Linked DNA regions of Homo sapiens: all the other regions are linked to region 1. The links are chromatin loops, found by intact Hi-C in ENCODE. Cell type or tissue: GM12878. All regions are shown on one strand.

Evidence for each region. Peaks named below come from ENCODE experiments on the same cell type or tissue, not always from the same donor. Only the 100,000 strongest peaks of a DNase experiment are listed, where the experiment ranks them.
Region 2: it touches region 1 in a loop (6-fold over the local background); 36 of 110 quality-filtered maps call a loop at or near these places.
Region 3: a loop joins it to region 1, with 3 times the contacts of the local background. A loop is called at or near these places in 5 of 110 quality-filtered maps.

What each region holds. Positions count from the first base shown.
Region 1 is chr11:123,300,813-123,303,312 of GRCh38, forward strand. It overlaps LOC124900305 (U8 small nucleolar RNA), which reads left to right and starts at 578; the gene lies at 578-711. RefSeq lists a silencer at 885-1,244. In GM12878, a CTCF peak has its summit at 975 (motif pointing right); DNase peaks (open chromatin) are centred at 699, 988, 1,400, 2,119 and 1 weaker place; H3K4me3 peaks cover 1,935 bases; H3K27ac peaks cover 1,490 bases.
Region 2 is chr11:123,356,782-123,359,281 of GRCh38, forward strand. It overlaps a transcript of GRAMD1B not described here. Among named protein-coding and RNA genes, the nearest start is that of MIR4493, 23 kb to the right of the region's middle. RefSeq lists an enhancer at 1,316-1,545 and a silencer at 1,746-1,855. In GM12878, a CTCF peak has its summit at 1,279; DNase peaks (open chromatin) are centred at 1,330 and 1,520; H3K4me3 peaks cover 1,745 bases; H3K27ac peaks cover 750 bases.
Region 3 is chr11:123,553,865-123,556,364 of GRCh38, forward strand. All of the region lies in intron 2 of GRAMD1B (GRAM domain containing 1B), which reads left to right. Among named protein-coding and RNA genes, the nearest start is that of SCN3B, 100 kb to the right of the region's middle. In GM12878, a CTCF peak has its summit at 1,226 (motif pointing left); no DNase peak of the experiment used is centred here.

The DNA of each region.
Region 1 (2,500 bases):
GCTAGGCAACTGTTACAGTAGGATAATAATTGGAAAGGAAGCCTAAATGCTAGCTTTCAGGAATGATGCCAGCAATTTTAAGGCAGTATAAGAAGTTTCAGTCTGATATGAGGGAGAGGGAGTTGTCTTGATTTGGAGAGATTTCTCCTCTCCCTTCTTCTTCACTCTAAAACCACAAGTCAATCTAGAAAAGTTGGTGGTGTGTAGTTTGGTAAATAAGTTCAGCCTTTGACATGAAGATTAACCTGGTTTGACATTGATTGATTGATTTGACATGCAGATGACCTGAGATTGGTGCTCCTGTCAGTCTTAAAAACAAACAAACAAAAATCCCTAAGCTTTGAACTTGACCTAGTTGTTTACCACATGTGTGATTCCAGGCTAGCTTCCTGTCTGTAAAATAAGGGTAATTGTAATGCTTCCCTTTCCTATTGCACAGAAATGTGACGATAACGTAAGCCATTCTACATTCTAACTATGTGTGTGTTGGGGAGGGAGGGGGGAGGGATCATGTCTGTTTTGCTTCCTTTATTTCCATATTGTTTGGAAGATGCTCATTAATACTTGACTTAATGAACTGTCAGGTGGGATAACCCTTCCCTGTTCCTCCGTTTGGAGGGCAGATAGAACATGATGACTGGAGATGCATGAAATGTGACTAATGTCTCTGTGTAATCAGGACTTGCAACACCCTGATTGCTCCTATCTGATTCTTTCTGAACAAAACAAAACAAAAGAAAAACTTGACTTAATGAATAAATGGTGGAGTTGGGTGATTTCCACATCATTGATGTCCAAGCTTTAGCGTGCATCAGGATCACCCGAGGGTCTTGTTCAGACTCGACTGCCAAGACCCACCTAGAGAGTTTTTGGTTCAGGAAGCCTGGGGTGAGGCCCAAGAACCTGCATCTAACGACTTCCCGGTGTGCTGTGGCGCAGCGGGCAGGGACGGAGGCGCCCAGGGGCAGGCGGCAGCACGGGAAGAGGCCAGCAGGTGGCGCGGTCGCCCAACCCGGCCGCCCCCCGGGCGCCGAGGGAAGCGGGTCAGGGGCGTCCCCACCTGCCCAAGCGCCGGCTCTCCCAGGCAGCAGGGGCGGCGGCGGCCTGGCTGGCTGCGCTGCAGAGCGGAGAGCAGGAGCGGCGTGGGAGGAATTCGGAGCACTTTCGCCGCCTGCCTCCTTTTACTGCTGGTTGCCCTCAAAGGAGCCCTCTCCCTCCACACGCCTTTGGGCCTTACCAGCCGCCGGAAGCGGCGGCATCCATCCCAGCAAAGCGTGCATTCCATCCTCTGGAAAAAAAGTCTTTGAGCTTCCTTTACAGTGACCTTACTTTGGGGACTGAACCGTTGCGACTAAGAAAACCCCTCCTCAAGTTTAATGGAACGATCACATGACACGTGGTTGACGAAGCCATTCCCTCCTTGCTACTTGCCTTGTGTGATACACTGTCACGGCCCGGGCTTCTGGCTTGGTGGAGGGGACACCACCGCGGCTCCGGCTGCGGACTTCGGGCTCCTCCCCTGAGCCAGGCGGAGAGCGCTGCCCGCTTTAGAGAACTGTTAGGCGGCTGCCGGGCGACAACGCGGGAAAAGTGCCTTACACAGCGTAAGGGCTCAATCCACATTAAGGAATTAGGCAGGAAAAAGTGTCAGTGAATAGCCAGTGACAGTCCCTTAGGGAAGAAATGAATTTGGGTTTAGCTGTCCAGTAGAACTCTGCTGTCTACACTATCCAGCACAGTGGTCCCTAGCCATAGGTGACCATTGAGCACGTGAAATATGGCAAGGGTGATCAGAGAATTGAATTTTAAATTGTATTTAATTTTCATTAAATTTAAAGTATTAAACCGCACAGGTTTAGCAAAACGCCTTGCTGAATTGTGAAAAGATGTCCCTTAAGCCTTAGGGCATGGCTGGCAACGGATAAGAGGTAGTTAAATCTCTCTGCCTAAAAAGATATAGGAATTTTAGGGGATGGGGCAATCTGACTAGCAAGGAATGGAAGAGAGGTTGGGGGGAAAGGGCCAGAGGCATTGCGAGGAGTTAGTGACTAAGCCAATCAGAAAGGAAGTCAGTAAAACCCCTCTGGTGGCAGAAATGACTCAAGGGGAATTTAAAAACTGGAATGCGTAATATTCAGTCTGAAGTCGTTTACTGAGCAGCAGAATGATGTTACTTCTGTCTGTTGCCCGTCCCTTCAGAAATGTCTGCTTAACACAGAGCCTGGAGGTGGCAGCAATTAGGGAGTGACGAGATGACAAGATGTGGGGGTGTCCAGTGGGGGTGATTCGTTCACGAAAGGTGAGAGCAAATTCTGGAGGGAACAGGAGAGAGAGAAAGAATTCAGCACAGGTAGGATCTAGGGACTGAGAGACTGCGGTGATATTGTCAGGAGGACGCCTTTTCCGCTGCAGAGGGGATAGAGATTTTTGAACCACTTTTAATTAAATCTTAAAGGTAACAGCAGCTCCAGCAAGTGGGAGGACTTGAACATCCAGGTCT
Region 2 (2,500 bases), 56 kb after region 1:
GATTCAGGGAGCTAGGAGGCCTGGAGATGATACAGGCCAACATTCTCATTTTCAGCCCCGGAGTTCAAATTCTTAGTCGGCAATCTGCTTCTCAAAGGCCACAATTTGACTAAGAACTCTTCTTGATTAATAGTATAACTGCAAGGGAGATTTCATTATTCTCTGAGTTACCTGAGTGCACATAATTGTGGAATAGGTTATCACGACTTCCCAAAAGAGTGTATGAGTGCATGGAAAATATTGGAAATCACCTAGTGCGAAGGAGCTGGAGAGAGGGTGCCCTGAGAAGCAGTTCCAGAGGAGTCCAGTGAATGCCCGAGGGAAGGGCATTTGGGAGGGAGAAGACTCTGCCAGAGATAATAACATCTTCTGGGAAAGGAAAATTAATGCTACCACCCCCTCGGCAGTCTTCCAGTGAGAAATATCTTTTGATTTATAAGCTGACACCACCAGGTAGTATTTTAGTGTAGGTGTGAGAAGCAAATGGGGGAAAATGTGTCTCTTTTGTGGGTAATATAAAAATATCTGTGTCAGAGAGTGGTTAGAATGACATGAAAGATGGAGAGGAGGATGGAAAATAATAAGTGGAAAATGGGGGTTTTATAAAGCAGATCTTGTTAGCTGGGTCTCTAGGAGAAAGCAATGAAGAAGGATTTCTCATTTCACCCTTTCAAGTTTTCAGAATGGTCGCCAACAAAATCAGCACTGTGGCACCTCTGGTGGTTTTCATTCTTCATGGTCTTCCTAGAAGAAGAGAGAGCTTAGAAGTGGTTCTGCTGAGAGTGGGGTGTGAACTTATAAATAAGCTGATCGCGTTTTCATCATGGGCTCAGGAAACCTCCCAGAGACATGGATGCCCTTGGCATAAATTATACTGACAACCCTACCTCCCGGGCCACCCAACACCCAGTCCCAGGTAAACGTGTTCTTTTCCAGGTTTGGGAACTTGGGTGCCCCCTGGCAGTGGGGTAACTCAAGTCTCTGCTTCCCTAGCTAGCTGTGTGATCCTGGGCAGCCAATGGACCTCTCTGAGCTTCAGTTTTCTCATCTGCAAAATGAGCGCTTTGAACCTGATGACTCCTCGGTGTCCTCCTGTTCTGCAGTGCCATGCTTTCAACACTGTCCAGTCCATTCCAGATGCTTCCCCATCGTGAAGATCCTCCGGGTCACCTATGCACTCCTGCTAATCTCTGCCATTTGCCTTCTTACACCCTTTCCATACCTTCCCGTGGAACACGGTAATCTGGTTTCCAGATGGGCTAATGTCTCCTCCTAGCTGCAAGGCAGCGGCGCTTCTGGCGTTGGTTTCCGCACTAAACTTGATGGTCTGATTTTAAAGGTTGATTTTAAAGAAACTGTCTGGTTGTATGTCCCCGAGTTACACTGCAGTGCTAAATGTTGGAGCGAGGCAATACCGGGAGAATCCAGGCTGCAGGCTTCACCCAGAGAGGGAGGGTGAGGGGAGGAGAGAGACGGAGAGAGGAGAGAGGGGGAATGAAAGGGGAGAGAGAGGGACCAAGACCGGCGAGCGGGAGACAGGAGCGGAAACCACAGAGGTAGAGTCAGGGCCGACACTGAAGAAACGTAGATGCACAGGGAGGGGCCAATATTAGTGTACAGAGAGAAAGAGGGAACACGGTGCGGTGACACCTAGCCTCGGAGACAGTGGGAGCTCCGAGCCCACGGAGAGCGGGGGAGTTCCGCTTCCTCCCGCCCCAGCGGCTCCCGCCCCGCCTGGGCGCAGCCGGCCGTCCCGGCTCCGAGGGTGCAGCGCGCCCGGGCGCAGCGCGAGTGCGTGGAGCCGGGCTCCAGCACGACCCCGCCGCTCGGGTTTGGGTGTCCTCAGGCTCCGCGCTCCTCCTCCCCTCCTCCAGATGGGACTGGCTCTCCTCTTTGCAAAGCCAGGCTCGCGGGGAGACGTGGTGAGCAGTAGCCAGCAGCTGGTGTGCCGTGGACGCCGCTGACCGCCGCGCGCCCGAACCGGGTGTCCACATGAGTGCCTCTCCCAGCAGATCCAGGTAAGAACTTCCTGACCTTCCTGAGCCCTAGGAGGAACACACATGGATGCCGAGTGATGGTGAGGGATCCGGGTGAAACTGGAGGCTGTGGAAACACTGGAGTGGGGGGTAGGGGTGCTGTTACATCGGAATTTTCTTAGTGAAACATCAAAGTTACCTGAGGGCCAGGTAAAGCTATTAACATGGATTATGGTTTGGCTGAGGTGTCCCTCACCTGAGAGTTTGTGTCCCCAGGAAACCACTGAGATAGATAGATTATCTCCTCCATGAATTTCTGGAGGTGGCGGAGCTGGCTTCCTTCTCCATTCAGTACTGGAGACGTGCACAGAACAGGTAGAGAGGACAGGGTTGGTTGAGCATGGAGATTGCCTCTCCTCCTCTCTATCTTGCTGGCAAAAGTTTGAACTGGAAGCACTGGCTTCCCTTGTTCTGGGCAGTGCTGCCATCTCCCTACCTGGCTGCCCCATCAGTCTTACGCCTAT
Region 3 (2,500 bases), 250 kb after region 1:
CCAACTCGTTTATAATTCAAGGACTGAGTTAGAAGATCTTTAATGACCCCTCCCATTAAAAAAACTTTGGTCAGATGTTGACCTCTTTGGCTAACAATCTAGCTTTCTTCCTCTTCCAAACTTCCTGACAGACTGTCTATATACCCTCTGTTTCCTTGACCCTCTTTCACTCTCAGGGCAGCCAGTTGTTTGGGGCAGCACTGCAGAATCTTGGAGACAAATCCTGGTTTCTCTGTTTACTCTGTATGTGATCTGGGAAAATTCTTCAGTCACTGAGATGCCTCAGTTTCCTCTTCCATAAAGTAGGGTCAGTGGATAAAAGGAAGGAATACATATTAAATGTATAAAATCCCTGCCTGGCTCATAGTATACTTTGAATGCTTTTAACCATTTTATTGGAGGAATAACTTGAGGAAGGGATGATGTCCTACTCATCTGAGTTTCTTTTTGCTCATCCATATAGTAGTGTATCAGTGAGGGTCCCATAAGACAGAAACCACACCAATAATTTGAACAGGGAAAATTTAATATTAAGAATCATTGGCTGGGTGCAGTGGCTCATGCATATAATTCCAGCACTTTGGGCCGCCAAGGTGGGAGGATCGCTTGAGCCCAGGAGTTTCAGAGCAGCCTGGGCAACATAGGGAGACCCCATCTTTACAAAAAAAAAAAAAAAAAAAAGAAAGAAAGAAACAAAATGCCGGACATGGTGGTGTGTGCCTGTAGCCCCAGCTATTCCGGAGGCTGAGGTGGGAGGATTGCTTGAGCCCAGAAGGTTGAGGTTGCAGTGAGCCGAGATTGTGCCACTGCACTCCAGCCAGGGCAACAGAGGGAGACCCTGTCTCAAGAAGGAAAGATAAAAGAATCATTAACAAGTAAAAACATGGAAAGGTCTCTGAAGAATGGAGGTATAACAGATGCCTCTTGTTATAACAGATGTAGGGAGCAGCTCCTAGGATTGAGCCACTCACTCACTGAAGGACAAACTTCTAAGAAGGCTCCCTGCACTTCCTCCAAACCCAAGGCTAAAATTCAGAACTTATTGGAGAGGGTGTGGCCATTGCCCAGTGTATGGCACAGAGGCTCTAGAGGTTCTGGGGACTGGGGCACATAAGCTGGAAACTGCCCATTAGGGTATCAGTGAAACTCATTGGGAGGCTGGTGACTTCTGCAGAAAAGCACCAGAACAAAAAAGGGCAGCCCCTTCTAGTGTCTCTCTAGCGCCCTCTACTGACAAGATATAACATTGTGCCAGCCGGCAAAGAAGAAACGTTGACAGGGCACAGCTCCAGCATCACAAGGCAGGGAAAAGAAGGGTGGATTTGCAGCTGAGGGGCAATACATGGATACGTAGCCTGAGTAGGAACAACGGAACTTACCTTGAAGGGTTGTTTTGAGGGTTAAATGCAATATTATACAAGCACCTTTTGCCTTGTAGATGTTTATTTATGGAAGTAGCATGGTATGGTGAAAAGATGGATTTTATTTTATTATAATTTTTTGAGACAGAGTCTCACTCTGTCACCGAGGCTGGGGTGCAATGGTGCGATCTTGGCTCACTGCAACCTCTGCCTCCTGGGTTCAAGCAACTCTCCTGCCTCAGCCTCCCAAGTAGCTGGGATTACAGATGCCTGCCACCACACCTGGCTAATTTTTTGTATCTTCAGTAGAGATGGGGTTTCACCATGTTGGCCAGGCTGGTCTGAACTCCTGATCTCAGGTGATGCACCTGCCTCAGCCTTCCAAAGTGCTGGGATTACAGATGTGAGCCACTGTGCCCAGTGGAAAAGATGGATTTTTAGAAATAACTGTAGGATCATGGGTACTTAAAGTACAGGCTCCTGATACTCAGTTTTCTCATCAGTTTGATAAAATACTTTTTTTTTTAAAACGGAGTTTTGCTCTTCTTACTCAGCTGGAGCACAATGGCACGATCTCGGCTCACCACAATCTCCATCTCCTGGGTTCCAGTGACTTTCCTGCCTCAGCCCCCTGAGTAGCTGGGATTATAGGCGCCCACCACCACGCCTGGCTAATTTTTGTATTTTTAGTAGAGACAGGGTTTCACCATGTTGCCGAGCCTGGTCTTGAACTCCTGACCTCAGGTGATCCACCTGCCTCGGCCTCCCAAAGTGCTGGGATTACAGGCATGAGCCACTGCGCCTGGCCTTAAATAAATTTTATAAAAGGATAAAAGGCATAAAAGCACCCCTGTGCCTGCAATGGTGAATTCTCAGTAACTTGTCGATCCCTGTTTCTCTTCTTCTTTGTATCCCACACACTCAGAAATCTCCTAAATGACTATGCTTCAGAAAAGCACTCGTGATTTGGATGATAGTTTTAAAACAATGAGATTCGCTTTTGCCTATCATTCTCCATGATTCAACAAATTCAGATTTATGTAAACTGTTTGGAGTGCTACTCTGTAAAAGTTTTTAAATTTTATTTTATTAGTATGCAGGTGGGATTCAGAGACGTAAGATCTTAGCCTTTATTTTCA